2 separate regions of the Homo sapiens genome follow, and region 2 is linked to region 1. A link is a loop called in an ENCODE intact Hi-C map of the cell type or tissue named here. Cell type or tissue: natural killer cell. All regions are shown on one strand. Links, peaks and the distances in the headings refer to the core of each region. The heading gives the core; the rest is flanking DNA. Region 1 holds the start of LINC00929 (long intergenic non-protein coding RNA 929). Region 2 overlaps LINC02346 (long intergenic non-protein coding RNA 2346).

What was found. Peaks named below come from ENCODE experiments on the same cell type or tissue, not always from the same donor. Only the 100,000 strongest peaks of a DNase experiment are listed, where the experiment ranks them.
Region 2: it touches region 1 in a loop (4-fold over the local background); 6 of 110 quality-filtered maps call a loop at or near these places.

What each region holds. Positions count from the first base shown.
Region 1 is chr15:26,107,629-26,123,801 of GRCh38, reverse strand. It overlaps LINC00929 (long intergenic non-protein coding RNA 929), which reads right to left and starts at 7,989. Exons shown (of 6, transcript NR_038852.1): 1 at 7,780-7,989; 2 at 7,518-7,622. LOC105370739 (a long non-coding RNA gene) reads left to right here. Exons shown (of 6, transcript XR_932005.3): 4 at 9,673-9,833; 5 at 12,029-12,404. RefSeq lists a silencer at 4,726-5,020. In natural killer cell, for the core only: no CTCF peak of the experiment used is centred there; no DNase peak of the experiment used is centred there.
Region 2 is chr15:26,048,423-26,064,595 of GRCh38, reverse strand. It overlaps LINC02346 (long intergenic non-protein coding RNA 2346), which reads right to left. Exons shown (of 5, transcript NR_040082.1): 3 at 15,354-15,471; 4 at 12,369-12,568; 5 at 11,476-12,229. Among named protein-coding and RNA genes, the nearest start is that of TRE-TTC2-2, 26 kb to the left of the region's middle. In natural killer cell, for the core only: no CTCF peak of the experiment used is centred there; no DNase peak of the experiment used is centred there.

The sequences.
Region 1 (16,173 bases), core at 3,839-11,838:
CTTTTTTTTCTTTTTTCTTTTTTCTTTTTTTTTTTTTTTTTTTTTTTGAGTCGGAGTCTCGCTCTGTAGCCCAGGCAGGAGTGCAGTGGCGCGATCTCGGCTCACTGCAAGCTCCGCCTCCCACGGGGTTTCTCCACGTTGGTCAGGCTGGTCTCAAACTCCCGACCTCAGGCGATCCACCCACCTCGGCCTCTCAAAGTGTTGGGATTACAGGCATGAGCCACTGCGCGTGGCCAGTGTCACAGTTTTTTAAGGAGTTAGGAGTTTCTGCCCACACGAATCTGGCTGTAGCCTCTTATAACAAACCTGGTGAAACCAGACTCAAGATTACGTCTTCTCGTTCTGGTAAATCTCCTGAATTCAGCCTCCATTCAAAACCAGGATCATCATTGCAAATTTTCTTTGCCAGCAGGAAGTTTTCCCGTCTCCAAAATCAGAGAACCAATGGCAAATGCCAGGCTACTCCGTGCTTCCATCAGCTTCCCGTAAAATTTTTAAATCGGAACACATTTGCATCTTTGCTGAGCTTCCTTTCAGCGTGTCCACTGACTCTGCCATTAGTATTGGAGGCCTCACTTGTTATGGTTATAAGGCTTCTACCAGTGGCAGTGCACACGAAGCTCTGCTGAGTGAAGGACCAGCTGCTTCACAAGTCCTGTTGGATGTGTGGTGCAGTAGGCCGGCGGAGACATATAACTTGCCTAAAGTTTTCAGCATAAGTGTCACTGTGACCTTGACTTCAATTCTAACTAAAAATCTATCTTATTTTTGCCTCACTGTGAAAACTCTCTAATGATAATAATAATAGACTCGTTGAACACATGCAAGTTTCAGACATGAATAGACATGTATCCAAAGATATACAGTTGGCCAATAAGCACATAAAAATGCACTCAACGTCACTTATCACTAATGCAATGCAAATGAAAACCACCATGAGGTCCCATTTCACACCCATTAAAATGACTACTATAAACAAACAACAGCAAAAAAAAAACACATAAAATAACAAATATTGGCAAATATATAGAAAAATTAGCACCCTTGTGCATTGCTGGTGGGGATGAAAAATGATGCAGCCACTGTGGAAACAGCATGGAGATTCCTCAAAAAGCTGGACATAGAATTACCATGCGATCCAGCAATCCCACTTTGGGGAAATATCCAAAAGAAGTGAAAGCAGGAACTCACACAAATATCTGTACACCACATCCCCAGGCGCATCATTCACGATAGCTAAAAGATGACTAAACAGTGGAAACAACCCCAATACCCACTGAGGAATGAATGCATAAACAAAATGTAGCCTACCCATACCAAGCAATGTCATTCTACCTTAAAGAAGAAGGAGATTCAGACACAGATGAACCTTGAGAACATTATGCTACATGAAATCAACTAGTCACAAACGGACAAATACTTTATGATTGGATTTAGAGGAGGCAGCAAGAGTAGTCAAATTCATAGAGACAGTTGAATGATGGTTTCCAAGAGCTTGGGGAGGGGGAAATGAGGACTTGTGTTTAATGGGTACAGAGTTTCAGTTTTGCAAGACGAAAAGAGCTCTGGAGATGGATGGTGGTGGTGGTCACACAACTAAGTTAATGTACCTAATGCCACTATGCTGCACCCTTAAAAGTGGTAAAGATAGTACATTTTGTATCACGTGTACTTTAGCACAATTTTAAAAATAGCTAAAAAAAATGAGCCTGGTGTGGTGGCGGACGCCTGTGGTACCAGCTACTTGGGAAGCTGAGTTGAGAAGACTGTTTGAGCCTGCAAGGCAGAGGCATGGTGGATCATGCAACTTACCACCTTGTTTGTACTCTTAGAACATCCCCTCAAGACAGCTGTTATCAGCCTGTCATGACAGATGAGGAGATGCATCACACAGGCTGATGATCCCAGCGCCCACAGCCGGACACTGGACCCAGCACATCCAGACGACAGCAGAGATGACACTACCAAGAGCACAGAGGGTGGTGCAGGTGCTCCGACTGGCAATAGCAACTTGCTCCTTAGGAAATGGGCCTCAGACTCCTGTGCCTCCAGCCCTGAGACCTGAAAGGCCCTCCCAACAGGGTTGGAAGCGGGCAGGGAAGCCATTTACCATTTAGAAACTATGAGGCGCAGTTGCTGAAGTTTCCAAGCATCTCATTTCTGCTGTGAAATAGCCATGCAAGAAGGAAAGTGGAGGTGGAGGTTGCAGTGAGCCAAGCCGAGATCATGCTGCCCCAGCCTGGGTGACAGAGCAAGTCTCCGCCTCAAAAAAAAAAAAAAAAAAAGAAGAAGAAGAAAAAAAAGCTGTCTGCATGGCATGGTAAATGCTGGCAGTCTGAACCTTGCTCTTTGTGTGTCATGCCAGCAGACAGACAGCTGAGCTTCTGCTCAGGTAACTTGATATTTAATGAGTGTATATTTCTCCTCTTTGGTATTTGCCTTAAAGTCCTAACATTAATTACATGGTGTGATTTTATTCACCCAAGAAATGCTAACCGATTAACTACTACGTGCAAGAAAATCCTAAATGGTAAAAATTTTATATCTTATTCTTAAGAAATCTACATCCTCCTAGATTTGAATTTCCATCTTCTCTCTGCATTCTTTTAGGTAGACCAGATAGAAGAGACATGTGTAAAGATGGCATCTAAAAGGCAAACCAAAAAGAACAGGTTCTGCACAGCCAACACCCAGTACTTAGAGTTTAAAATGTGAAATTATTCTCTGAGGCCAGGCATGGTAGTTCACGCCTGTAATCCCAGCACTTTGGGAGGCCGAGGCAGGAGGATCACTTGAGGTCAGGAGTTGGAGACCAGCTTGGGCAACATGAGGAACCCCTGTGTCTATAAAATAATACAACAACAACAAAATTAGCCAGGCATGGTGGTGCACACCCGTAGTCCCAGCTACTTGGGAGGCTAAGATGGGAGGATATCTTGTGCCCAGGAGGCCCAGGCTGCAGTAAGCTGCGATTGCACCACTGTACACCAGCCTGGGTGATGCAGTGAGACTCGATCTCAAAAAAAAAAAAAAAAAAAAAAAAGGCTGGGGGCGGTGGCTCACGCCTGTAATCCCAGCACTTTGGGAGGCCGAGAAGGGCGGATCATGAGGTCAGGAGATCGAGACCATCCTGGCTAACACGGTGAAACCCCATCTCTACTAAAAATACAAAAAATTAGCCGGGCGTGCTGGCGGACGCCTGTAGTCCCAGCTGCTCAGGAGGCTGAAGCAGGAGAATAGCATGAACCTGGGAGGCGGAGCTTGCAGTGAGCCGAGATCACGTCACTGCAAGCTCCAGCCTGGGCGACAGAGCGAGACTCCATCTCAAAAAAAAAAGAAAAAAGAAAAGGGAAAAGAAAAATTGTTTGCAATTGTTTCCAGCCATTGTAGAGGCTCTTAAGGAGATTTCCCTTTCGAAGTCAATAACAACAACAGTAGTAATACACCTGAGGATGGCTAGCAGGGAAGCGTGAAGCGTGGTTAACGTCAACACAGGAAAACAATTTCCTCCGTGATCCATCAAAACAAACGAACTTAGAAATAGACACTGTAAGAACCCAGAATACTGAAAGTATTGGGGTGAGAGCCACACTCTAATGCGGGAATCCCGTGGCTGTAAGGAAGCCTCTTTGGAAGTCTTGCCTTCTGCAAGTAGAACTGGTGGGGGTAAATGTGAAATTGGTGAAGAAGGAGGCGATCTGCCATTTTTGGAAGTCTTTAATTGCAGGCCAGATTCTGAGTAATGATACCCTGTTGCCCTACCAATCCTCAGATATATTTAACCACAAATTTATTTTTATCACTTTTGTTTTAGCCATTTCAATGGGAGGAAGTCATCTTTTGTGTCCTCTTGTGATCTTCTGTGATATGTTTTGGAGAAAATAGCTTAAGTGCATTTCACACCTATAATTTTATTGCTTGGAAAGGACCCCAGGCCTTGGCAGACCAGGTGATGAGATCCTGTGCTGACGAGCCCGTGGTCACCCGGGGTCCTGCTTCCGCAGCCAGGCTGACGTGGAAATGACCACATTCACGTTTCTCCCACATAGAGACACTTGGATTCCTGTTCTATTTTAGGCTCATGGAAGGTTCCAAGGGTGATTGATATTCCCCAGCATGTACATGGGATCTCTTTTCCATCTCTTTCTATGCTACCATTCTATCCATTCTCATGCCCACTCCGCGATTTATTCGTATTTATCAAAGGCAGATTTGCATTGCCGTTTCTAAAATGCCATTTCTTTCAACCTAAGTTACCACCCCCACTGCCTCTGCCACCTTCTGATTGTGGGTTGATTTGTGTGTCTCCACGTTCACTCACACGCCTTATGTCATCAATCCTTAACTGGGGTGGGCTGTCAGTCTCTTTTTTTATTAGTAAAAGTACATGTATGATTATTTCTCTCCTTATTTGATGTATTATTTCAAACTACTAATAGTTATAGGGCACCTATCAGCTTCTGTCTTTATAATGAGCATTGGAAGTTCAAAGATAAAAAAAAATCTCGTGGAGTTTATATTCCACCCTTTCTTTTGGTGCCGTGGCATTTGGTGAAAATAAGCATGGCTCTCTTTCTCCTGTGTGAAGGCTCTCCCTGCTCCCACACAGAAGGCACAGCAAGCAATGTGGCTGAGACAGGCCGCCTGACTGGAAGGGGCATGGCCGCGTCATGGCCTTCCAGGATCCTGGCAAGTCTTGTTTCCCACGTACGGCCTATCGTTTCCTTCCCGTCCAGGAACCACTTCCCTTCACAGTCACCTGGAGCATTACGCAAAACCATCCCACCTTGAATAAGTGTGAGCATCCCAAATGGCTGTAGCCTCCCTTCTCTGGGCATTCCTGGGTCAGCCTGTTGCCCACAAACCCAACAGGAACTCAGTTTTTCTAATCCCTGTACTTTCTTCACCTTCCCAGTGAGCAAGCTTAGATTCCATGATTCACCACCTCCATCACATATCTCTGCTAGCCTTACCTCCCTTGCTGCTGGTCTGTCTTCCTGTCACACCAGCAGACACACACACTGCACCAAACATCTTTGATTTCTGTACTCTGACGCTTCGACATCTGGGGCCCTGCTGACCCTGCAGGGACTGCCCCTCCCAGGGCGAGCTAATTCCAAGACAGGGTAAACAACCTGCCAGTGGGTATGCTTTTCAAATACGAACAAGCCAATCCCAGCCAACACCCCCGACCACGTCCAGCCATGACTGGACTCTCACACTGGGCCACCATCCCCCTTCCCACATCACCCCAGGGCTGGGTACCAGACAACAAGGGAGATTCTCTAGGCCCCAGAGCCCACAGAGATTGTTCTCACAACTCAATCTAAACCTGCTGACCCTGCCTTGCCTGTTCTTTCTCACTAAAAGTGCAGTAAAGGTTTCCATCCACAGTCCCCACTTGCCGTCTGACTCCTGGCTGCCCCAGTGCTTCTGTCTGGCCCCCACCAGCATGCAGCATGTCATGCTCCTCCCCTTGGGAACCACAAATCACAAACTATCTTGTCAGTGACAACCATCACCAGATCTGCAGCCTCACCATACCTGAATAATAATAAAGCCTGTAAGGCCAAGGCCAGTGGATCACCTGAGGTCAGGAGCTCCAGACAAGCCTGGCCAACATGGTGAAACATCATCTCTACTAAAATATACAAAAATTAGCCAGGCATGGTGCACGTGCTTGTAGTCCCAGCTACTCGGAAGGCCGAGGCAGGAGAATTGCTTGAATCCAGGAGGTGGAGGTTGCAGTGAGCTGAGATCGAACCACTGCACTCCAGCCTGGGCAACAGGGTGACTCCGCCTCAAATAAATAAATAAATAAATAAATAAATAAATAAATAAATAATAATAAGGCCTGCATTTTAAAAAGCAGACTGCCACCCCAAGAAAACCAAGTATTTCCTTGCCAGGAACTGGCTTGGGAGCAGCCTGGCGATTCTGAAGAAAACCACCTAATAAGGCTAACTGTGTTCACAATGAATTTACAATGACTAACAGGCTTAACACTCCTGCAAACCCCACTCACTTCTGCCAATGACACTAAGACAAGGGCTATTTCAAATCTTCTGCCTCTTCCCATGTCTCCCACCTGAAGGAAATAATGTATACAGTGGTCCATTTCCAAGACAAAGTGCCTTGAATGGGCTTAGGTCAGCAAACTACAGAAGAAAGAGGATATACTAGGCCGCTGCTTGGATAGCAGATGCCTGCTTGTCAGCCTTCCCCTTCTTCCCCTTCTCCTGCACCTTAGTTGCCCTCATCCAAACCAAAGAGGTTTAGTCTAAGATAAAACTTTACTAATCTGCAAGATAGCTCATTTTGTCTGTTCTTACCAGCCTGCCCAGCTACTTAGGTCATAAGTCAAATACTTGAAGAGCCCCTGAGCTAACTAAGATTGCAATGCATTGTGGGTTGCAACAAAATGCAGTAAGACAACCCTAAAGAAACACCTAAAGCCTCTACCCAACAATCAATAGATGACATCCAGGAAGATTGTGACCTCATAGTAGTCAGCCTATGAGAAACCTGGGGAGGGACCTGCGTGCTAGGGCATAAATTGCTCGTTGAAACTATGCTGGGTATGCCTCCCCACCAGACACCTGGTTTTACAAGTCTGTCATTAAAAGTCTCAGTTTCGCTAATGTTTTGGAAGACTTAAATGATGACTAGATCCATTACCTTATTTAATAAGAAGATGAGCATATCTTTTATTTATTTATTTATTTTGAGATGGAGTTTTGCTCTTTCGCCCAGACTGGAGTGCAGTGGCGTGATCTCAGCTCACTGCAGCATCCATCTTCCAGTTTCAAGTGATTCTCCTGCCTCAGCCTCCCAAGTGGCTGGGATTACAGGTGTCCACCATCATGTCTGGCTAAATTTTGTATTTTTAGTAGAGACAGGGTTTTACCATGTAGGCCAGGCTGGTCTTGAACTCCTGACCTTGTGATCCACCTGCCTCGGCCTCCTAAAGTGCTGGGATTACAGGCGTGAGCCACCACGCCTGACCAAAGATGGCCATATCTTAATCATATCATTTCTTCAGCAATTATTACTTAGATTTATTCCACACAAAGAACCTTTCATAATCAAATATTTACCTACCCTAAGGCATGGTTCTGAACAAGAAAGGTAGAGTAAATATTTTATTTTTTTCAAGTCTGTTTCCAGAAGAATGAATTTTCTGCATTGTAAACCAACTTTTAAAGTTTTGTTATAATCCCATCTTTGATGTAGTTTGGTCCATTGCCTTTTGCTCTTAACTGCCTCCTCCGGCCATCAGCCTTGGATGTGGATATCAACAAGCACAGTTCGTTCCCTAGCTCACCCTCTGACAGCCAAGCTCTTTCCTAGGTCTTGGGAGACTAGCCCAGTCAGTGATCTTCCCTTCCAATGAAAGAGATTTTCATTTTTATACAAGGGTTCATGCTAAGTTCCCTCTCCCCGATGGGTCAACCCAAAGCTGGAGTCTGCAGAAGTATGTGAGGAGTCCATATTCAAACACCTGGGCGGGCCTTTACCTGGACTAAAACCAGGGTTGTGCAGGAGCTGGCTTGCATAGGCTCACAGGAGGTGACTCTGAGTACCTCTCCCAAATTCTGTCTGCAGGGACAGCACTGCGGTAGCTGGAAAACAACCAAGATGGAAGTAATTATACCGTGGAAATTGGCAAACACTACAAATCAGAGCTGTTCCTCCCTGGAGATCTGCTATTAAACATTTACTGCACACTCCTGCAAAACCTCCGCAGGCCACCCCACAGCAGCGTGGGTTTCTACCTACCTCTGATTTTTCTTTCTGTTTTTGGTTCCTGGGAATTTCCATTTGCTTGTTTCAAATTGGCTGTATTTTTACATTTAATGACATATCAAATTCAGAATGCATTTGTATTGGTAGCAGGAAAGAAGGCCTTCCCAGTGTGCCACGTTGTCAGAGACACCTCTAAGCCACGGCGAGAGGGTCTGGAGGTTGATGGCGTGTGGGTTGGGGAGGGAGTGGCTGAAGAGGGCCGAGAGTGTTCCGGGACTGGGGAATCATCTGTCTGCTGCTCCCTGCACACAAGGGTTTCCATGACGCCCTGACCTAGTGGCCTACATTCCGATAGGTTTTGAAGTTTCAAAAGACAATAGTAACCACACAGCATGGAGAAAAGTGCTGGGAAAGGCACCAGAGAGTGCAGAGTCCAGCTCAGGATACACCGGAATCTACCATATGGTAAAGGGAGCTTTGCAATCAGTGAGGAAAAGATAGGTTAGGCCTCAAATCATTATTTTATTAAAACAATTTTTAAAACAAAATATTTAACTCATTCCTTGCAACAGATAAGCTCCAGATAAAATACATTTTAATTTTAAAAAAATTATAAAAGTAAAATAATACAAGCTAATTTAGGTGAATATTTTAATATTATTTTCACAAGCAGCCAAAGTTTAAACACTGACACATCATCAAAGCCAGAAGCTATAAAGAAGAATATCCATGGGGTTTATCTATAACTTTTTAAATATCAATTTTTTTTTCTCATGGATAAGATTAAGACAAATAGCCAACTGAGTTTAAAATATCTATAATAGGCCAGGCGCGGTGGCTCATGCCTGTAATCCTAGCACTTTGGGAGGTCAAGACAGGCGGATCATTTGAGGCCAAGAGTTGGAGACCAGCCTGGCCAACATGGGGAAACCCCGTCTCTACTAAAAACATAAAAATTAGCGAGGTATGGTAGTGTGCACCTGTAATCCCAGCTACATGGGAGGGTGAGGACCGAGAATCACGTGAACCTGGGAAGGCAGAGGTTGTATTGAGCCGAGATGGCACCACTGTACTCCAGCCTGGGTGATAGAGCGAGACTCCATCTAAACAAACAAGCAAACAAAAAAACCCCTAAAAAACTACAGTATTATATGGATTGTTTTCAACTTTCATTTCAAAATTATTCTAAAGTTTATGAGACAATAGAAAATAAAACTTTGAAAGAGAAAAATGATACAGAACTTGCATCAGTGCACATAAAGTTTATCACGAAGGTACAATTACAAAAGTATTATTCCAGCACAGAAATAGATTGGCACCCGGTAAAACTGCATAAAAGGACAGATACTGACCCCACTGTATCCAGGGAGTTATAAGTAATAATTTTTGCTGGTGGGGAAAGGAAGAGTCATGCAATAAATGATGCTCAGCCAATTGGTTAATTCCAAGGAGAAACGTTAAGCTAGATTTCTCTGTCACAAGAAACACTAAAGTTGGCTGGGCATGGTGGCTCATGCCACCATAGAGCAGGCGGTTGGGGGTTGGGGAGGCAGTCTGAGGTGAAGCCAGCTGGATTTTTAGTTCGGGTGGGGACTTGGAGAACTTTTCTGTCTTACAAGAGGATTGTAAAATGCACCAATCAGCACTCTGTAGCTAGGATTATAAAACGCACCAGTCAGCACTCTGTGGCTAGCCAGAGGTTTGTAAAATGCACCAATCAGCACTCTGTAGCTAGCTAGAGTTTGTAAAATGGATCAATCAGTGCGCTGTAAAATGGGCCAATCAGCACTCTGTAAAATGGACCAATCAGCAGGACATGGGTGGGGACAAATAAGGGAATAAAAGCTGGCCACCCGCAGACAGCAGCGGCAACCCGGTGGAGTCCCCTTTGACACTGTGGCGTTGTTGTTCTTTTGCTCTTCACAGTAAATTTTGCTGCTGCTGTCTCTTTGGATTTGGGCCATTTTTAAGAGGTGTAACACTCACTGTGAAGTTCTGTAGCTCCATTCTTCAAGTTAGCGAGACCACGAACCTGCCGGAAGGAACCAACTCCGGACATAGCAGATCAAGAAGGCAGTCAGAAGTGGGTAAGGACGTGGCCATCAAAGAGTACTGAGTGTTAACAATAAGACCAAAAGTAAAGGAACAGTGTAGTTCTACGGTTTTTGCCTAAAAATCTGTATATGCAGCGGGGATTTTTACAAAGCGTAGGAGATAAAGTATCTATGTGATACGAGGGATTCTTTTTTGGTGTTGAGTTGTTTGTGATTTTAGTATCTTCATGATATTGTGTTTCCTACAATGTTTTGAGTACATCTTTTTAGTAAACAAAAATGGGTTTATTGGTTTCCTTTTTTAACTGTACGTTGAACATATATCCTGAAACACCATCATGCTGAAATCAATGAAAAACAATAGAAAAGTTAAAAAGTATATTTTAAGTGAGTGGGGAAAATCATTTCTGAAAGTGCAGAGGCTGGAAAAGAAAACAGGGACCAGATTGGCAAGAGCCTGTAGCCCCGCCCCCTTCCTCAGGACGCCTGCGACCTCCAGGGGAAGCAGCCAGGGCATGCTGAGGCTCCAGGCCAGGGACCTACCCAAAGGGCACAGACCGGGGCGGGGACCAGTCAGGAAGGACCACCGCAATCACAGGCTGGCCTGGGGCGGGTGCTCTGAATTCATCGTGGCCTGCTATCTCAGAAATCTCCAGGGGAGCATTTACCCCAAAGAAGTCCCAGAATGACAGTGGGCTCCGGCCAGATTAACCCTGGAAACGTCATGGTGAGCAAAACAAGCAGGAATGAGTAACCGGAAAGAATAAATGTGTGTGTCCATGTCGATGATTTCCAAAAATATGAAAATTTTAATCATAAATTGTTTACAGGTATGTGTGACAAAAATTTTTTTTAAAAATACGTATAGCTTCAAAATGTAGAACTCCTAATTCTACATAGTGGTAGCTCTAAACTTCTCTCAGAAAGAGACAGATCTAAACCATTACCAATGTAAAGGCTTCAAATTCACAATCCCCAGGACTGCATTTATTCAGGAGGGCATATGCTTTGCTTTTGAACACACATGTAATTTTTAAAATAAATTATTCTCAACCACAAAGGCAATCATAAATTTCAAGAAGTTAACACCATTAAAACCACATTTATTTTCACAAAGCAATAAAATTAGAAAACAAACAAACATTTACATAACTCTTAATTAAAAATGAAATAGAAGTAGAAATTGCAAACCTGTGTAACTGAATAATAAATAAGAGCGCCTCTTCAATCCTGTGAGATGAAGGAGGCAAAAGACACTTTGAGAACCATGAGTATTCTTAAATGCATTAATTAGATTCAAAGATGCATTAAAAATAAATTAAGCTTTCCGCTCAAGAATCCAGGAGAAAGAACAGCACAATAAACCCAAATAAATTAGAAGAAAATTAATAAGGAGAAAAACAATTTAATTCAATAAAAACCCACAGACATAACTTTGAGATAATCAGCACCAAAATAATATTTTATGAAATCATCAATAAAACAAACTTCGAATAAGTAGAATAAACAACAGGAAAGACATAAGTAATGTAGGAAGCAAAAGGTACCCAGCAGGGTCAGGCGTGATGGCTCATGCCCAGAATCCCAGCACTCTGGTAGGCGGAGGTGGGAGAACCCCTTGAGCTCAGTAGTTTGAGAGAGGCCGAGGTGGGAGGATCCCTTGAGCTCAGTAGCTTGAGACCAGCCTGGGCAATATGGCGAAACCCTGTGTCTACTAAAAATACAAAAATTAGCAGGGCCTGGTGGCAGGGACCTGTAGTCCCAGCTACTTGGGAGGCTGAGGTGGGAGGGGACAGAGATTGCAGTGAGCCAAGATCATGCCACTGCACTCCAGTCTGGGTGACAGAGCGAGAGCCTGTCTCAACAACAACAAAAAAGCACATAGCGGTGCCGAGGCAGCAAGGATTTATGTGTTATAAAAGATTTATATGCAACTTTAGTTCAATAAAAATAAGGGTCAGCTTGGGAACTGTGGCCTATGTTGGCAACTCCTCTCCATCCTATTTTATTCCTGCAAGAGGGTTTCCTACTACACAACGATTAAATGTGTCTTTTTTGTGATAACTCACACTGAAAAGTAGACATTTTAAGTAAAGAATATGATTGAAAATGAGAGACTTTAGCAAGAGACAAAGGGCAGATATATAAACTAGTGTGCTCACACCTAGGAGGAATATTAGCGTGGGTCACAGCCTTTCTCCCTATTTACATTCTACTTAAATAAACAGGAGGTACATTTATGCCAATAAGAAGATGAGTTGTGATTTGGAAAACCGTGGGGCAGGAGAGGGCATGCAGCATCGTCAGTCATTCCTGCCAGTCAGCACCCTGATTGATGACCTACAAAGCCGCAGCAGCCAGGAGAACACAGGAGCACGCTAGAACGTCCAATCCAAAGGAAAAACAACCTATACTGTAAAGTGATCGTGCTCATCTCAGTGTGTGACAAGGAAGACGATGGCACCTGGTTCCAGGAGCCGAACGTTTCCACATCCCTGTGAGGTAGCTGTCTTCTGCACATTCTTTCTGGGGCATCAGCATCCCACTGTCCTCAGAGGCTTTGAAGTTAGTCTGGTACAGAGGACGTCACATGTACAGCAACAGGTAACCCGGCTGGGGAGGGTGCGCTTCCCGGTCACCCACCGCCATGGCACGTGGCTCTGGCACCACTGCCAAGTCTCTTGAGTTCTCTGCAATTCCTCAAGGGACTCTGTGCTCAGTTTCTCTGCAGAGAAGACTGCAGAGCAGGAAGTAACTCCCAGAAAGGATCACTTTAAGGACAGATTTTCCTAGCAATGACCGCCTCCTGGTACACAGGCTCCGTTTAAGCCTCGTGAATTTTCAATACAAAATTTCCAGAAGAAAGATTCAAAAGCTGCCTCCATGGCTCATTCTTAGATGTTCAATAAGCACCGTGATCTCGGCTCGATTAATTGGAGAGTATTTGGGGCTCTGGCTCAGTGACCTCCTTAAAGCAGACCAGGAACACCTCCTTGAAGGAGGGACAGTTGGCACCCCTCAAACTGGCTGTGCCCACCCATGAGGTAGAGATCCCCCAGCTGTAATATCCGTGGCCAGAACACTGCCTCCCATTTAATATTGAACGGTTATGTGTGTGAATCCCTTAATACCTGGGGTGGCGAGAAGAAAAGCACATTAACAGCTCCAGGTCAACCTAGGGGATATTTTAGAATTATTTGCCAGGAAAAGATTTTTATTGAAAATAATTCTTACTTCGGGGAGTTCACCTGCTCTCCCCAAGAGCAGCCCCCTTGATGAACCAAGGAACCCCAAACTTTCTTGGCCTGTCCTACATCTGCTCATTCACTCCAGGTGTCCCCACTCCCCTACAGATGGTGGACCCGCTGTGTGCCTGTCTAACCCTAGCGCCCAGACCGCTGCACTCATCTGTTGCTGACCAGGCAAAGTAAGCTCGCAGCATTTACCAGCTCAAGGTGATGGTCACATGTGGCCTTTTGGTGTTGGGGTACAACAGGATTTAATCTTAGGATGCAGGTTTAGAAAGTCGCCTGTGTGTTGTTGCTTGCCAAGTAACTCAGATATGAACATTGTGCTGATAAAGACCATGTCAAGCTTCTCATTGTCATTCTTGAGTTCTATAGGGGAATTGATCCTAAGTTGTAAGGCTATATCTGTTTTCCTTGGGACTCAAGCATGTTTATTTCAAAATATAATCTTTCATAAAATGTATCTCAGTATATAAATACTGCATCAAATATCACAAGCCATTGTAGAGACCTACAGAGAACATGGTCATGAGCCCTCCACCCTCTCCTCCTTCTTATCTCTAACAGTTCTACTGCAGGGCTCATTTTAACCTGGTAAATACTGTTCTAAAACTGTTCGTTATAAAAATATGAATACATATATGTGTAAATAAATGCCATCATATATTCCCATCTGTAAACAGATGTGTTTTTCATAGTTTTTAATGACCTAATTTATGTTGAAAGGGTGATAAATATACATAGTATAAATTTCAAATGCTCCAAAAGCATATACACAGGTGTATTGGGTTGAACAATGTCCCTTAAAAATTCGCATCCACCCAGAGCCTCCGAATGTGAGCTTTTTTGGAAAGAGGGCCTTTGCAGCTGTAACTATTCTAGAACTTCAAGATAGCATTATCCTGGATTTAGCATCAGCTCTCAAGTCGTTGACCGGGGACCTCATAAGAAGAGGAAAGCGCCCGGAGGATCACCGAGGGATGATGGCCATGTGAAGACGGAGGCAGAGGCTGGAGAGACGCTGCTGCAGAACCAGGAACCCCAGAGGCCACCAGAAGCTGGAAGAGGCAGAAGGATCCTCCACTGGGGCCTTCAGAAAGCTCCGGGCCCTGCCGACACCTGGATTTCAGATTTTAGCCTTCAGAACCATGAGAGAATGAATTTCGGTTGTTTTAAGGCCTGAGTTTGTGATCATTTGTTATGGCAGCCACAGGAAATAAATACAAAAGGAAAGAATGTAACACACACAGCCCTTGTCTCTTGTCCCCCACTTCCTTTCCTGAGCACTCACTGAGTAGTTTCTCATCTATCTTTCTAGAACCTTCACCTCCACGTGCACTTTCAGCAGATGGTGACAGTACACTCTGTTCTGCCCATTACTTCATAATAAATCTTGGCTTTCATCACGTATTAATTCACTGTTTCACTCTTTATGGTGGCCGCACAATCTTCATTTAATTATTTTTCCTAATCTTGTGCTGCCACAAATAATGCTACAGCAAATGCCCCTGCACACATACCATGTGCACATGTCTGAGTGTATCTATAGGCTACATTCCCAGCAGTGGAATCACTGGGACAAAAAGTGGATTTTTTTTTACATTCTAGTAGTTTTGGCTCAATTGTGTTCTGCCTGCAATATATACAAGTGCCAAGGTCCCTGCACCCTTCCCAGAAAGGCGTGCCCTCACCCACCTTGATCTTCCATAATCTAGGTGAAAAGTGGCATGAGCATTTGAGTTGACTATTTATATAGATATGAACAATTTTTAATTCTTTTCCTGAAAAAGGTTAAAATCCTTTTTTATGTTTCTGTTTGCTGGTTGAGGATTTTATTGAGTTATAGGAGCTCTTTGTTCAGTTAGGAAAACCGTATTTTTCTGTGATATAAATTGTGTATAACTTTCCCAGTTATTTGTCTTCTGATCTTGTTTATGGTGATGGGTGATTGTCAGGATTTTTTTTAGCTGTATGTATTGATTTTTTCAAAGTTTTTGTTTTATGCTGCTATGTGTTATTTACTATGGCAAAATATACACAACATGAAGTTTACCATCTTAACCAGGTTTAAGCATACCATTAAATGTATTTAATACAGTAGTAGTAAATATAGTCACATTGTTGTCCAGCCATTAACCACCATCCATCTCCAGAACTTTTTCATCTTCCTAAGCTGAAACTCTGCACCCATTAAACACTAACTCTCCATTCTGCCTCCTCCAGCCCCAGGCAGCCACCATTCTACTTACATTGCTGTATTTTTATAACATATTTTAAAAGGCATTCACCACTCCCTACCAACATTCTCTTATATTTTATTTTAATTTTTTGTTTTGATTTTTAGATAAAAATATTTGCCTATCTCTGGTTTACTTGGTGAAAAATGTAAATTTATTTGGATATGCAGATTCTCCAAGACCACTTATAAACTTATTCCCTATTAATTTTTTAAATATTCATATTTAATTAAAAAATAAAAATTGTATAGATTGAGTACAGCATACCTTGAAACATGTATACATTGTGGAATGGCTAAATCAAGCTGATTAACATATGCATTATTTCACATACTTATTATTTATCATGGTGAGAATACTTAAAATGTACTCTCTTTGCAATTTTCAAGAATAGAATACATTGTTATTACCTACAGTCACCATGTTTTTATTCCCTACAATTTTTACCCAATTTAGGTACTATCCATTCTATTTATCTTTCCTTTCATGAGTAGGCACCGCACTCTTTTCATTATTAACTTTAAAAAAATGTATTTCAACTTCTGATAAACCTGCTTTTCCACCATCACTCCTGCTTAGAATTTTCCTAGCAATTATTATTTGTTTATTTTTTAATACAAGCTTTCTAATGAGCTTGTCTAGTTCACGCAAATATATTCTGGTGGTATTTTATTGAAATTATTTTAAAAATACCAATTAATATAGTGGTAATCAATATCATCGTGATGTTAATTCTTTCTACCCAAGAAGGGTTTGCTAGTATCTTGATTTGTACTTCTCAGTGGTATTTTAAACATTTTTTCACATAGGTTTTGTACATTTCATATTAAGTTTATTCCTAAATACATATTTATTGTTGCTAAAAAATAGTTTTTTCTGTCATTAAAG
Region 2 (16,173 bases), core at 5,162-13,161, 61 kb after region 1:
TATAAATTATATATAGCAAACTTCAGTTCTGTTTTTAAGGTTAAGAAAATGAAAAACTAGCTGGGTGTGGTGGCGCACACCTGTAGCCCCAGCTACTCTGGAGGCTGAGGTGGGAGGATCACTTGAGCCCAGGAGTCAGAGGCTTCAGTGAGCTGTGATTGTACCACTGCACTGCAGCCTGGGCAACACAGCAACACTCTGTCTCTAAAAAGAAAAGAAAGAAAGAAAGTGAAAAACTAGAATTTATATTAATACGTCTGTCAATAAACTGGTACCATAGTCTAAATCAGAGAGTGAATGAATGAAATTAACTTGCACCTGACTGTTGTTCACATCCAAGTCCATTTGCTTATTGAAAACTCAGTGAAATATGATGATACAATTGAAGCTGAATTTGTAGAGAGGGTGTTTCTGAGCTGTGGAAATGATTCAATTTTGTATATGTCTAAGTCTGCTTCACGATGAAGGTACCGATTCATAATTGATAAATATTTCCTTCTTGAGTGTTACTTTCTAAGACAACACAATAAAATCTGTAATAGAAGTACAGGCTTTCTCACAACCTTCATCCAATTTCAGTGAGAATAAAGAGGCAGAGGTAAACATGGGAGGAGAGAAAGTCTCATAATTTATTTCTGTATGTGTGGGTGTTTATGAAAGTATGGATGGAAGAACTGGGCAATTGAATCTATCCTAGAAATGAGGGATCCCAGAAAATCATAGATTTGTAAGAGATTGAGTTTGGAAAATCCAAAAGTTTGCTTGAGGTTCTAGAATTCTAATTCTAGTTGTTCAAAGTGCCCAGTGTGGTGAGATACTTGTTTATTCTATCACATGTTCTTCTAGTAAATACATCTAGTGTCCAGAGACACAACACAAACGCCTACACTCTGAACAAATATAAATAAATAAATCTATGATCATGCAAACTAACCATCCAGGTGTAGCTCAAGACCTTGTGAGATGCAGGAATAAAAGAGAAGGAATTTCATTTACCCCGACATTGCATCTCTTATAATAATTAATATACTGTTTTTACCTACTAGTGCTGTTGAATTGTGTTGAATTGAATTGGTCACCATAGTTTAGTATCTTCAGTGGTTACAATATAAGATCACTGGGCATGGCATACGTAAAGTCAGTCTTGTTTAGTAATCCCAAGACTGTCAGCCTATCTTATTTCATTCTTGTAACTGGAATTCGAGATGTACAGTAGCACATTTCTCTTCCAGACACAGGGATCCACATGCATAATGTCTGGATCATCATATAAAGTCATCATATAGAGCTCACTCTTTCCAAAGGTCATTCAGGAACATATTGATTACATAGCTTCTTGTGGGGCAGGATGAATGCATATAATAAGATGGGGGGTGGTGGATAAAGCCCCTTTAGTTCTGTTTCTACCACATCCGCAAGATGCATGCTTTGTCAGTGCCTGTCTTTCCCTCCATAAGAGACGGTGTTGGTAAAACCTACCACTTGGAACCTGAAATGGATAGGAGGAGTAACCAACACACCACTCCTGGAGCCCCCAGCCTCACCCCTTGTAAGCCTGCAGAGCCTCATGGGGAAGGACCCACACCATCTGAGGGGAATATGAAGCTGCCTCAGCCACACAGCCCAGGCCAGGAAAGTTAACAGGTCTCAGAAGCAAATGAGATGATTTTTTTTTCTACCCATAAATAAGCAGAAAGGTTCCATAAATATTTCTTCTCCAGGCAAGCCGATAGTCAATTTTACATTGTTCTATAAGAAAAGTATTTCTGTCCCCAAATTCAGAAAACCAGAACCCTCCTCCAGTCTGGAAGATATGTGCCATATGTGAAGATTCCCTGTGGCTAATCCCCTTCCAAAGGAGCTGACTTTTCATGTCATACTCAAACCAGGAGGCAAATTGCAACATAGCTCCCATCACCCCAGAGTCTTCTTGGCAAGTGGTAAAGCTGGTGTCTCTGGTCCTGTTTTAAAAATTTCTCAGACTTCATTTAGAAGCCAGCATTTTTTTCAAATGTTATTCAAAGTCAAACCATAATCTATAGTTCAACATTTCTTGCACAAGCTATGTTAGCCCCTCTTGTTTGAAATGAGGATTTATTTTATTTCATTTTGCTTTAATGCTGGTTTTTGTTGTTCAGATCCTCCTAGAAGTTAAGCTATTTGCATTTCCACGTCCTACTTGAACATTGGGGAAATTGGCTTGATGTGACATATAGAAAATTATGGAGATGGATCTCTCTTTGGGGGTGGATTTAGAAGAAGTAGAAGTTGTGGAAGCCTTAAACAATAAAGAATAGCAAACATTGCCACAAACATTAATAGTAGATAAGGTGTAAAAAAGACAGAGACAATAGATGAAGGGAGGGCTGTTTCAGAATAATCCTTGCAGGGTTTTATAGGAGGGATCTGCTGATTATTAAAGTAAATGGGGACAAGTGTAGGTTTTGAGAAAAGACTGATACTATAGCGGCATTCTCCCAGGGCTCGCAAATGGCCCTCTGAGTTCCATGAAAAGCAGAAGAGTTCAGAGGCATCTGCTAAACCTGACATATGATGCCTGATTGCATGACCCACCAAATGCCTCCTGAACAGTCTCCACTGGGAGCAGTATGTAGTTGATTAATTTTAAAAATTAATCAAGTAAAACATTACTGAAAGTATTAAAAGATACTCTGAAAGAATGTTAAGTCTAAATATATAAATACACATTATTCACAAATCTTGTGCAGTAGAACAAGATCTTTCTTTACTTTGAGTATGGTTATAATTCTTTGTTTTGCTTGCATTAAACATGCCCATAGTATTTCAACTCTAATGATCAGTTGGGGACCATTTAAGTGAGGTAAAAGATTTACAGACATTTGCAGAGCAATTTGAGGTAGAATCTTTCCAGATTTTTGTAAGTTTCCCCTCCCCTTGATGCTAACCTTGGCCATTAAATTAGCAGTCTTACCCATTATTCAAAAAGATTCAACTAATTTTTCACAGAAACAACTCTCTCTTCACATGTGTTTTTCTAGGGCTTATGTACTATTGCATTATATTGCACAATTACAAGAAAATGTAAAATGAGCATATGTAGGTCTGAGCTCAGATAAGACTCAGTGGTTGGACGCACCCAGTGGCCTTGAGAACTCCCTGTATGTGAAGTCTGATTGCTTTAGGAGGTGCCGAAGGGATCTGTGTGTTCAGGCTCCATCACATGGAGGTTGACTGAGGATACATCTACTGCACCAAGAGAGGGGAGCGGGAGCACCTACTCTCATCAGCTGTGTGCTCCAATGCAGAAACAGAGAGCACCCAAAGACAGAATGATACATAAGAGAAACAAAGAATGACCAACCGATTATGAGGCCAGTGGACAGCACAGAGAGAAGCAAGAGAAATGTCACAAAGCGTTCACAAACATTCAGGAATTTTAGCCATGGAATTTTTTTTTTTTTTTTTTTTTTTGGTTTATACAATGTTTAAAATTACTTAGGTTGGGAACAAGGGAAGTACATTTTTATCATTTGAATTACAATACAAGACTGTAATAGATTAAAAGCACATTTGCCTCTCAATTAACTCTCTGTGATGTTTTCATGCTTGTTTCTCTTGGAAAAACACTGTTGTTGAGTAAAGGTGAACCATTGACCAGGCATTACTTAAACAACAGCACCAGGTTAAAGGTGACAGAGAGCATAGGTGATACACTGCTCCACTCCCCACCTGCTCTAGGGAGACACAGCTCACTCCCAGGCTTCTTAAGAGTATCACATGAAGTAACGCATCTGAAAACATGTTGTTCTCCTCCCTTACCATGTGCCACCCTTGTGTTAGATTGTACCAAGATGCATAGCTAACATGGTGACTACAGGCACACCATAGAGATATTGCAGATTCGGTTCCAGCACCACAGTAAACAAATATCCCCAATAAAGCCAGTCACACAAATTTTTAAATTTTTGAGTACATGTAAAAGTTATGTTTACACTACACAGTCTATTATATATTATTATGTGTGTATTAGTCCATTCTCAAGCTGCTATGAAGAAATACCTGACACAGGGTATTTTATAAAGAAAAGACGTTTAATCGACTCACAGTTCTGCATAGTTGGGGAGATCTCAGGAAACTTACAATCATGGCAGAAAGCACCTCTTCACAAGGTGGCAGGAGAGAGAATGAGTGCTAGCAGGGGAAATGCCAGGTGCTTATAAAATCTTCAGATCTCGTGAGAATTTGCTCACTATCATGAGAACAGCATGGTGGAAACCACCCCCATAATTGAATTACCTCCCGCCAGGTCCCTCCCATGATACATGGGGATTAAAGAGAATTACAATTAAAGGTGAGATTTTGGTGGGGACACAGCCAAACCATATCAGTGTGCAATAGAATTATGTCTAATATAAATACTATGCATATCTTAACTAGAAAACACTTTACTACTAAAAAATGCTAACAATCACCCGAGCCTTCAGTGAGTCATAATCTTTTTGCTGGTGGAGGGTCTTGCCTTGATGTTGATGGTTGCTGACTGATCTCGGTGGTGGTTGCTAAAAGTTAAGATGGCTGTGGCAATTTCTTAAAATAAGAAAACAGTGGGCCAGGTGCCATGGCTCACGCCTGTAATCCCAGCACTTTGAGAGGCCTAGGCGGGTGGATCACGACGTCAGGAGATCCAGACCATCCTGGCCACATGGTGAAATCCTGTCTCTACTAAAATACAAAAAAATTAGCCAGGCATAGTGGCGGGCGCCTGTAGTCCCAGCTACTCGGGAGGCTGAGGCAGGGGAATTGCTTGAACCCGGGAGGCGGAGGTTGCAGTGAGCTGAGATTGCGCCACTGCACTCCAGCCTGGCAACCGAGCGAGACACTAAAATAAACAAACAAACAAACAAACAAATACATACATAAAATAAGACAACAGTGAAGTTTGCTATGCCGATTGATTCCACATATTTCTCTATAGCATGCAATGCTGTTTGATAGCATTCTACCCACAATGGAACTTCTCTCAAAATTGGAGTCAACCGTCTCAAACTCTGTCACTATTTTATCAACTAATTTATGTAATATTCTAAATCCTTTGTCGTCATTTCAAAAACGTTCTTAGCATCTCACCAGGAGTAGATTCCATCTCAAGAAACCACTTTCTTTGCTCATCCACAAGAAGCAGCCCCTTATCTGTTCAAATTTTATCATGAGATTGCAGCAATTAGCCACATCATCAGACCCCACTTTTAATTCTAGTTCTCTTGCTATTTCTATCATGTCTTCACTTACCACCTTCACTGAAGTCCTGAACCCCTCGAAGTCACCCATGAGGGCTAGAATGAACTTTTCCCAAACTTCCATTAATGTTGCTATGTTGACCTCTGCTCATAAATCACAAACAATAGCATCTATAATGGTGAATCCTTCCCAGAAGATTTTTAGTTTCTGTGCCCAGATCTATCACAGGAATCTGTGGCAACTATAGCCTTACAAAATGTATTTCTTAAATAATGAGACTAGAAAATCAAAATTACTCCTTCACCTATGGGCTTCAGAATGAACGTTGTGTTAGCAGACCATGAAAACAACATTAATCTCCTTGTACGTCTTTATCAGAGATCTTAAGTGACTAGGTGTATTGTTAATGAGAAGTAATATTTTGAGAAGAATCTTTTTTCTGAACAGTAGATCTCAACAGTGGGCTTAAAATATCCAGTAAACCAACATTTAAATAGCTGTGCTGTCATTTAGGCTTTATTTTTCCATTTACGGAGCACAGGCAGAGTAGATTTGGCATAATTCTAAGAGCTTGAGGATTTTTGGAATAGCAAATGAACACTGGCATCCACTTAAAGTCATCAGCTGCATTAGCCCCTAACAAGAAGATCAGTCTGTCTACTGAAGCGTTGAAGCCAGGTGTTGACTCTTCCCCACCAAAGAAAGTTCAAGATGAAACTGGTCATGGTGGTTCATCCCTGTAACCCCAGCACTTTGGAAGTCCTGTGCAGGAAGATTGCTTGAAGCCAAGAGTTCAAAACCAGCCTAGGAAATTTAGTGACACCCTCATCTCTGCAAAAAAATTTAAAAATTACCTGGGCATGGTTTAATCATTTCTCGCTTTTGATTTAAAGTGAAGGATGTGCAACTCTTCCTTTCACTTAAACACTTGAGGCCATTATAGGGTTATCAATTAGCCTAATTTCAATACTGTTGAGTCTCACGGAACAGGCAGGCCTGAAGAGGGAGAGAGATGGGTGGAATCGCTGGTTGGTGGAGCAGTCTGCACACACACATTTATAAATTGTTTGCTGTCTAATATAAGCATGGTTTGTGGCACCCCCCAAACAATTACAACAGTAATGTGTCTGAAATTGGTGGGCTCTTGATCTCACGGACTCCAAGAATGAAGCCCAAGACCCTGACCGTGAGTGTTACAGCTCTCAAATGTGGTGTGTCCGGATTTTGTTCCTTCTGACGTCCAGAGGTGTTAGAAGTTTCTTCCTTCTGGAGGGTTCACGGTCTCGCTGGCTCAGGAGTGAAGCCGCACACCTTCACAGTGACTGTTATAGCTCCTAAGGCTGCGCATCTGGAATTATTGTGCGTTCCTCCCCATGGGTTCGTGGTCTCGCTGGCTTCAGTAGTGAAGCTATGGACTTCCACGATGAGTGTTACAGCTCATAAAGTCAGTGTGGACCCAAAGAGTAAGCAGCTGCAAGATTTATTGCAAAGAGCAAAAAAAACGAAGCTTCCACACTGCAATACGTGACCCAAGTGGGTTGCCACTGCTGGCTAGGGCAGCCTGCTTTTATTCTCTTATCTGGCCCCACCCACATCCTGCTGATTGGTCCATTTTACAGAGAGCTGATTGGTCCGTTTTGACAGGGTGCTGATTGGTGCGTTTACAATCCCTGAGCTAGACACAGAAGTTCTCCACATACCCACTTGATTAGCTAGATACAGAGTGTGGGCACAAAGGTTCTCCAAATCCCCACCAGAGTAGCTAGATACAGAGTGTCCATTGGTGCATTCACAAACCCTGAGCTAGACACAGGGTGCTGATTGGTGTGCTTACAAACCTTGAGCTAGATACAGAGTGCCGACTGGTGTATTTACAATCCCTTAGCTAGACATAAAGGTTCTTTAAGTCCCCACCAGAGTAGCTAGATATCAGTGTCCACTGGTGCATTCACAAACCCTGAGCTAGACACAGGGTGCTGATTGGTGTATTTACAATCCCTTAGCTAGACATAAAGGTTCTCCAAGTCCCCACCAGACTTAGGAGCCCAGCTGGCTTCACCCAGTGGATCCTGCACTGGGGCCGCAGGTGGAGCTGCCTGCCAGTCTGGCGCCATGCACCTGCACTCCTCAGCCCTTGGGTGGTCGATGGGACTGGGCGCCATGGAGCAGGGGGCAGCGCTCATCTGGGAGGCTTGGGCCGCACAGGAGCCCACGGAGCGGGGGAGAGGCTCAGGCATGGCGGGCTGCAGGTCCCGAGCCCTGCCCCACAGGGAGGCAGCTAAGGCCCGGCGAGAAATTGAGCACAGCGGCTGCTGGTCCAGGTGCTAAGCCCCTCACTGCCGGGGGCTTGCGTGCCGGCTGGCCGACCTCTCCGAATGCGGGGCCAGCTGAGCCCACGCCCACCCGGAACTCGCGCTGGCCCTCAAGCAACGAGCGCAGCCCCGGTTCCCGCCCACGCCTCTCCCTCCACACCTGCCTGCAAGCTGAGGGAGCCGGCTCTGGCCTTGGCCAGCCCAGAAAGGGGCTCCCACATTGCAGCTGCGGGCTGGAGGGCTTCTCAAGCACGGCCAGAGTGGGCACCAAGGCGGAGGAGGCGCCAAGAGCGAGCGAGAGCTGTGAGGGCTGCCAGCACGTTGTCACCTCTCAGTAACATCAAAGATTACCAATCACAGAATTACAGATTACCGTAACAGATATAATAATAATGAAAAAGTTTGAAATATCATGAGAATTACCGAAATATGACACAGAGACATGAAGTGAGTATCTGCTGTTGGAGAAATGGTGGTGATGGACTTGCTCGAGGCAGGGCCCCCACAAATCTTGCATTTGTGAAAAAAAAAAACAAAAAAACAACTGCAGCATCTGCAAAGCACAATAAAGCAAAGCGCATAAAACAAGGTATGTCTTGAGGAGAGGAGGGAGGCTGTCTCAATCACTTTGGGTGTGAAATACACCTATGAAATGCCCTCTCCATTGTGCATACTCAACAACGCTTGTTAGGTTAAATTTAGAGACCTTCTGATGCCAAGACTATGCCTCTTGTATACACACTTTCATGATTCTAATGCTTTTTGATGATTGTATAACGATGGTAGGTGTGCAATAAATTGTAATCAAAGACACATTAATGGCTTATACTTACAGGTTATTTTCTCACAAAACACCAAAGGCGCTTAAGAACAGAAAGTTAGGGAACAGGAAAGATTATTTGACATCACATAAGTCTTTGTAGATAAATTACCCTTATCTTGTTTACAATACACATCAATTTTAATGATACCAATTTTTTTAAAGTTTCATTCACATCAGAACGAAAATTTGGGATAAGAAATAAGTATTGAAGATTTTAGTCTCATTTGAAGTAGATGTACAGAAAGTCTTCCACCTTCAGATTGGTTTACATATGCTGTGTATAACACTTCCCACAGCTGGGAGCTCAGGAAGCAGTGTTGGTGATCAAGAATCCTGTGTTGTCACTCACCACTCCTTAAGCTGCCCTGCATATTTGAACAAGTCAGGCAATGTGTTTCTTTTCCTCTATTTTACTTCACCTTAGCTATCATTTTTTTAAATGATGTATAAGGTATCGCTATTAACTTAATTAAATTTATTATATATGAGAAAGTTCATGGGTACCTGAGAAGGTAAAGAAAGTATCACAATTAAGAGGGTAATGAAATCCACTGTAATGACAGCTTCTGGATGTATAATAACTGGAGTATATTATAAATACCAGCTTCTTCATTGTACATTAATATCTTCCTGGTACTTCTCATAAATCTCCATCCCTTTTCTCCATCAATAATGGATAATGAATGAAGGTTCTTATTCCAAATTCTAGACTTCAGAAAGCTTATTTACAGAAAGGCTGAGCAGTTAAGTTTTTATCTTTCCATAGCCTGTCATCCAACACTTCCATTCAGTCCACCACTGTTGTTTTGGTGCTGACTGTTTAACTCATAAATTCCTGCTAGCTTTATCCCCTTTCTTCAGGGGACTCATTTATTCATTGGTACCCCCAAGCAGAAGAAACAGAGGAAAAATACTAAAATGAAATTTAAACCCATCCGTTTTCTTCTTGCTGAATGTAAATAAAAGTTTCTAAACCCAACCTTCTCCTCACCTCAATATCATGTCCAAATCTTACCCCTTCTCAGGGCTCCAACAATTTCCTCTCTCAGTGACTTCAAGGTGGCACTCATTCGTCATCTGCTGCTGCTGCAAACACTTGGCCCTGGCGTCTTGGAAGCAACTCAGGTTTGGTGTGTCAAAGCCATGCTCATACTCATCCCCCAAGCATCTGGACTTCCTTTTGGCTTCTGTCTTGGTTAGTGAAGCCACTCTTGCCCCAGCAGCCCAAGCTAATACCTTGAGAGGAGTCTGTGAAGTCTGGGTAGAGAGCAGGCTGTGGTGAGGTGGATGGAGCTCTGCCCCTGCCTGCTGCCCTCTGCCCTGGATCTCCACGTCCATTCCAGAAGACCAAGGCCAGTCTGCCCATCTCGGGTTCTTTCTGGCAGTTTCATGGTCGTCTGCTCAGCCTATAAGTGGCCTCCAATAGCCTACTCTATACTGTGGCCAGACTTACGATCCTAAAACACAGAGTGGATGTAGTGGGGTTTCTTCTTAGAGCCTTACATGAGTTGTCAGACCCAAGACAAGGGCTACAGCCTCACCCTGCCCCCATCACCCATCTCATTCCTTGCACCCCCACCACACCCCGTTTTCCTCCCTCCAGCCACTTGGAGCCCCAGGCATTCTTCTCTCCACTTGGAGCCCCAGTCATTCTTCTCTCCAGCTGGTGCCAACCTCCACTCTTCTCCATCATCCTTTCCTCCTTCTAGGGAGGTGCTGTCTCTCTCTCCCTCTCTCTCTCTCTCTGCCCAATGTTCACTGTTCATGTCAAGTGTCACCCATGTCCCCCCTTCTTTGATGAATGTATGGACTTTCCAAGGAAAATGTAATTGCTTTATCCTCTGGGCTCCCATAGCATTGTGTCCACACTGGCCATGGGGGGGAGGGGGTCCCATGGGATGGGGGCTCTCTCCTCTCAGCTGAGTGAACTCATCCCTACGCTAATCTGGAACATAGTGGTGGCAAGTAAATGTCTGTTAAGTGAATGAATGGAATTAATTTTTTAAAAAAGAGTGAATGCACAGCATTATCTATAAACAACAACAGTTGTATCAGGAATGCTGATTTGGGGGTTATTTAGAAATGTGAGCAATTCCCAGGCACTCTCTCCCCCATCCTCCCTCTATGCCCAGCAGTATACTACTGTTTCTGTAGCTGAACCATGGGCCCTGCTCTGAGGCTTTGGGGCAAGGGTAGGTATTAGAGAAACTTGTGTGGATGAGAGCGATGAGGACTCAGTGGAGGTGGGGAGCCTAGTGGAAGTACAGGTGTGGACAAAGACCTCTGTCCCTAAGAAATGTGGAGTTTCAGCCAGGTGTGATGGCTCACACCTGTAATCCCAGCACTTTGGGAGGCCAAGGTGGGCAGATCACCTGAGGTAAGGAGTTCGAGACCAGCCTGTCCAACATGGCGAAACCCTGTCTCTACTAAAAAACACAAAAAACAGCTGGGCGTGGTGGCACAAGTCTGTAGTCCCAGCTACTCGGGAGGCTAAGACAGGAGAATTGCTTGAACCTGGGAGGTGGAGGGTGCAGTGAGCTGAGATCCCTCCACTGCACTTCAGCCTGGGCCACAGAGCAAGACTCCATCTCAAAAGAAAAAAAAAAAAAAAAAGAAAGAAATGTGGGGCTTTGAATCCCCTCCATGCTTTGTGACTGTGGTCGTAGGATGTATTTCTCAGGGCCCCAGTAGGGAAGGACTCTCATTAAATCATCTCAATAAAGTTGGAGGGAAGGATTGATTCTATGAAACTCTCCACATTACAGACCTCAAAACTTCATTGGGAATATAAGACATAGTTTCTCAGAATCTGCCTTTTCTCTTCTTTCCTTCTTTATTTTCCTTTTTCTTTCTTCTTTCTTCCTCCCTCTTTCTTTTTCCTTTTTCTCTTTCTTCTTTCTTCTCTCTCTCCCTATCTCTCTCCCTCTCCCTTTCTCCCTCTTTCTCTTTCTTCCTTAAATCCTACCCACCAGTACTCAATATTCCCAATAGCCTGACCCCAGCAACAGCAGCTCTGACTAGAGACCAGCTCTCCAGTTCTCATGAACAGGTACCCACATTATTAATGCAGGAGCTTCCAGCTGGGATCTCTCTAGTTAAATAAAACACAAATCCAGGCTTGGTAAAGAGAGATTTTATTTAAAAGATGTTGCAAGGGACAGAAGGGACTCTTGCAGTAGGGGGGACACTCTGGCCATCATAGCAGTCTGCAAGCAGGTCCGGGGTTAGGCAAAGAGGGTTCATCTTTCACAGGGAGGAATGAACAAAACTAGAAAGAATGGGGTGTGAGGATGTAGGGTGAAAGGGTGATATATTTGGACAATGGATCAGGGAGAGTCCGAGGTCAGCCTGCTGCAGGAGGAGCTACTAAGGAGGGGTGTGTGCTGGCTCAGGATGAGGACAGGACACAGGGCAGGTACATGGGGAGGGAGAAGAGCTGAACCAAAATCTGGTTAGCAAGAATGTTGTTCCGATTGACCAGTGGGAACAAAACAGCTCATCAGTTATGAAGCAAAGAATCGGAATTTGGAAGGGCTGTGTGTTGGCTCATCATAAATGAGGGGACATCATGAGTCCTCTACGTCCTATAAGGAAGGCTATTTTTTGCAGTGGGCCATTCCCTAGAATGCAGATGGCTCCTTAACTTCACTGTTTTCCAGGATCACAGGGCTTGGGCAGAGCTCAACACAGTCTCCATCTGGCCAGTCAGGGGTTGCTCAGCTCCTGAGCCCAGGCCGCTCTGCTTCTTAGCTATTTTTGCCAGGTGTTGCTATTGGCAAGTGCAGCCCAATGACTGCAGATCCTGGGAGGTGTCACGAGGCCGCTGAATGCCTCGCCTCATGAGTCAAGGAACTTCTGCGGCCCCTTCCACTGCCTGCAAAGGAAGATTTTACAAGGATAAGAAAACACAGTGAGTTAGGGGGAACCACAACAGTGGTGATATTTTATTTACTTCTCAACATAGCCCAAGCTCCTTGATGTAAACAGTATTTTATTGCAGTGAGTGTGCATACCTGAAATTCATTGAGGGAAAGGATGTGGCACGTAGCACAGGTACCATCAGAGAAGGCAAGAGAGAATCCTGTCAGCAAAGAGCCGGAGGGGAGGAGAAGGGAAGGGGGTGCCCCTGCATCCACCATGTGCTCTGGCCTGTGCCAACAGATAGGGCACCTCAGGCAGGTCATTTGATCCTTCTGCAGCTCATTTTCCTCCTCTGCAAAGGGATAAACACAGCATGAACTTTATAGGGTAATTACGGGATTAAGTAAGTTACTATACGTGAAGTCTTTAAAACAGGGAGCCACTTCGCAGGCATTACATAAGCACAGCCAGGAGCAGCAGACGCAGCAGTAGTAGTACTAGCTAGGAACTTCATATTAACGCTGCAAATCTCTGCAGAGGAGACGCTTCCTGCACTTATTAGGAAGGACTGTAACTGGTCACATGTCTGCACCCACCTGAGACTGTGAACTCCATAAGAAACAGAGACCATGATGCTCTTATAAATGACTGCATCCCCGGAACATAGCACTGGCCCTGGAACATCACAGCCAATGAAAATGTGTGTTGAATGTACACTAGTGGGTAGGTAAATGGATGGACAGATGAATGAATAGAAGGAGGGAAAGCAGGAGGAAGGAAGGAAGGAGGGAAAAAGAAAGGGAGGGGGAGTTATACAAAGAGATGGATGGAAGCAGGTACAGCACAGAGGGAGAAGGACAGGGAGGAAGAGAAGGAGAAATACTAGAAGCCTCTCTATTTCTTAAATCATGTGGCAGATAATGCTAGGGTTATTGCCTTTTATCGTGAAATATGTTTTGCAGAAGAGGAAAAAAGGGAGGTGTTTTATAATTGGATTTGACTAGTATTCTGACCTAATTTTTAGATGAAATATACCTGCTTTTTGCTGGGTAGCCAGGTGTTTAGACTGAGCACACAAGGCTTCCTGAGTCCTTCCTCCCTGTTCCCTTTCAGCCATAGTACCTTTGTTTCGCCTACGTTGTCTTACGTGATAAACTGTTTGATTGGCTGGCCTTGCATTTCAACTTGGCTTCTCATTGGCAGCTTGCAGTTTCCAGGGAAAGCTCAACAGAGTGGGATGAGGGGACAGCTTGTCTTTCATTTTCCCATAAATTCTTGCTTAATGGTTTCCAATAACATTTTCCTTCAGTGATTATTCTGTCACTCGTTCCTGAATGCAGTTTTCCACCACTGAATTGAAACTGTTTGCCTTTTCAATTGACAAATTATATCAGATAAATGCCACCCATTACTGCATAAACAATTAAGATCCTAGAAAGATTTGCTCAACTGCATTTTGTTTGTGACTGGTTTAGAATTTTCTGATTTTGTTTGTATATGGCAATCGCAGTCACCTTCCCTGCCCTGGGTTGCTTTTTCTCTCAACCATATATTTGCAAAAGGTTTGCTGGCCTTGCCCCCCCAGGATATGAACAAAAAATTGCAAGGAGTTGAGTGGGCCTGGGAGCATGCAGATAAGAATGCTGGACATGACCTTGGAAGTTCTCCAACCTCCCCAAGTTGAGTCTTTGTTTCTACATGTGAAAAATATGCACAGTGAACCCCAAGCCACCAGGGTGCCCGGAAGATTGGACTGAATCTTGCATTTAGAGAAAGCACTCAGGAAGCAGTGGGACTCAATAAATGGACATTTAATCTGGATCTGAGTTGCACTACCTGCTTTTAGCAGCTGGAGAAGCACGCTGGAGCTGTCCACGGAATGCTCCGCTTTGCTAAGATAATCATCAAAAAAGGAAAGTGCAAAGCGGGTATCCATTCCATAAATCACCAGTTTGTCAACTCACTGTCCAGCCCTACAGTGATTGTTTGACAAAAACAAAAAGGTTCACAAAAGACTGCACATGCCTCAGAGAGCAGGGCAGTGTTAGCAGGGGAAGCTCAAGCTCCCAAAGTCCGAGCTTCACTAAGGGTGCTGTGAGTTGTCAATCACACATCCTGTTCCATATAGTTGTGGCGTATACCCTCCAGGAATTGCTAATTTTTAAAATTTGAAATGCAATAAAATCACTTAACAGTAAAACTGCACTGAAATAATTGCTTTCATTCATAAGGCATTTCAGTGTCTTGCAGGGCCTCATGTGCTCATTCATCAACGAGCCTCCGGCTTGTCACTGTGAAAATCAATTACCTCTGTACTAAAATGCTGTCATCACCACCATCAATAAACAAGCATTAGGTATCTACTGGGTCTGAAATGCTCCTAATAGGAACTATTATATTTTAATGAGAGAAGAGGATTTTTTAAGGCCCTGATAATATAATGCCAGATAACATATATCACAAATGATTTGGAACATTCTATATCATATGCGATTTTAAAAATATTTTTATCAGTATCCACCACACTGGTACAATTGATTTAGAATTGCTTATGATCTATCCATCTCTGCCACTATTTAGGACTGGAGTTGGGTAGGGTAGGGTGTGCTGGGATAGCAAGGTACAGCTCATTCATTCTCCCATCGAACACACTGGCATTACTGTGGGCCTACTCAGAGCCAAGCACAAAAGGTTCAGGCCTGAGCAAACATGACGTGGTCCTTGCCCTCAAAGAGGCTTGAGACCAGCAAAAGAGCCACAGCACGACAGGTGACATTGTCACAGTGGTGTGAGCTCCAATGAGCGTCTCCAGGAGAGTGAGCCACGGAAGGCCTGGCCTGGTTGGTCATGATAAGAGTTAGTGACCTGGAAGGGTTGTATGGGCCCAGAGGGAGCAAAAAGGACCCAGGAAGGGAACACAGATCAGTGAGGGAACCCAGCAAAATTGGGGCTCAGAACAAAAGTGGTGAAGGTGGCTGGGCACAGTGGCTCACACCTGTAACCCCAGCACTTTGGGAGGCCGAGGTGGGTGGATCATGAGGTCAGGAGTTCAGGACCAGCCTGGCCAACATGGTGAAACCCCATTTCTACTAAAGATACCAAAAAAAAAAAAATTAGCCAGGCATGGTGGCACAAACCTGTAATCCCAGCTACTCAGGAGGCTGAGGCAGGAGAATGTCTTGAACCTGGGAGGTGGAGGTGACAGTGAGCCGAGATTGTGCCAGTTCACTCCAGTCTGGGTAACAGGGTGAGACTCTGTCTCAAAACAAGAAATAAAAAACAGTAATTAAAAAAAAAAAAAAAGAGTGGTGAAGGTGAGGCGAGGCGAGGCAGGGTGCCCAAGGTGCGGGGCTAAAGGCCTGGCATGTGTGGGGTGGGAGGGGAGAGGGGATATGATCAGACCCTCTGGCAGCCTTTGGGGAGAGCAGACTGGGAGAAGAAAGAGCAGGTGCCCAAGCACTGTGTGCACACTCTACCAACAATGAGGCAGCATGGCCCCCCGAGGCCCTGGGGCCCAGGGAGAAGCGGGGTGGCTGACAGATACACAAGCTGCTGTGCAGCAAACTGAAGGAGGACAAAAGAAAACAAGGCAAAAGGAAATAATGGCAGCACATCATCCTGAAGCCCAACTTGACAGGTGGGTCCTGGTGCCGACTGGGCCATAGCGATCTCTTCTCCAGCAACAGTAAGAGGTGGCTTAGCCCAGCACATCCAAGGGCAGGGCACCCACACAAGGAAGCAGAGTTGAGCTTGCAGCAATGCCCCTCCCTTGTTGCCTAAGGATGCAAACTCCTGATGAGAGGCCAAGGAAGATGTGGGAGGAGAACTACAGCCCAGAGGTAGGAGGAGGAGAGGGACACCAACCACCAAATCTTTTCAAAAAGGAAGCACAAGTATATGTGATGCGTCTGTAGGATCCTAAGGACAGCAAAGAACCCAGAAAACACAGGAACCCAC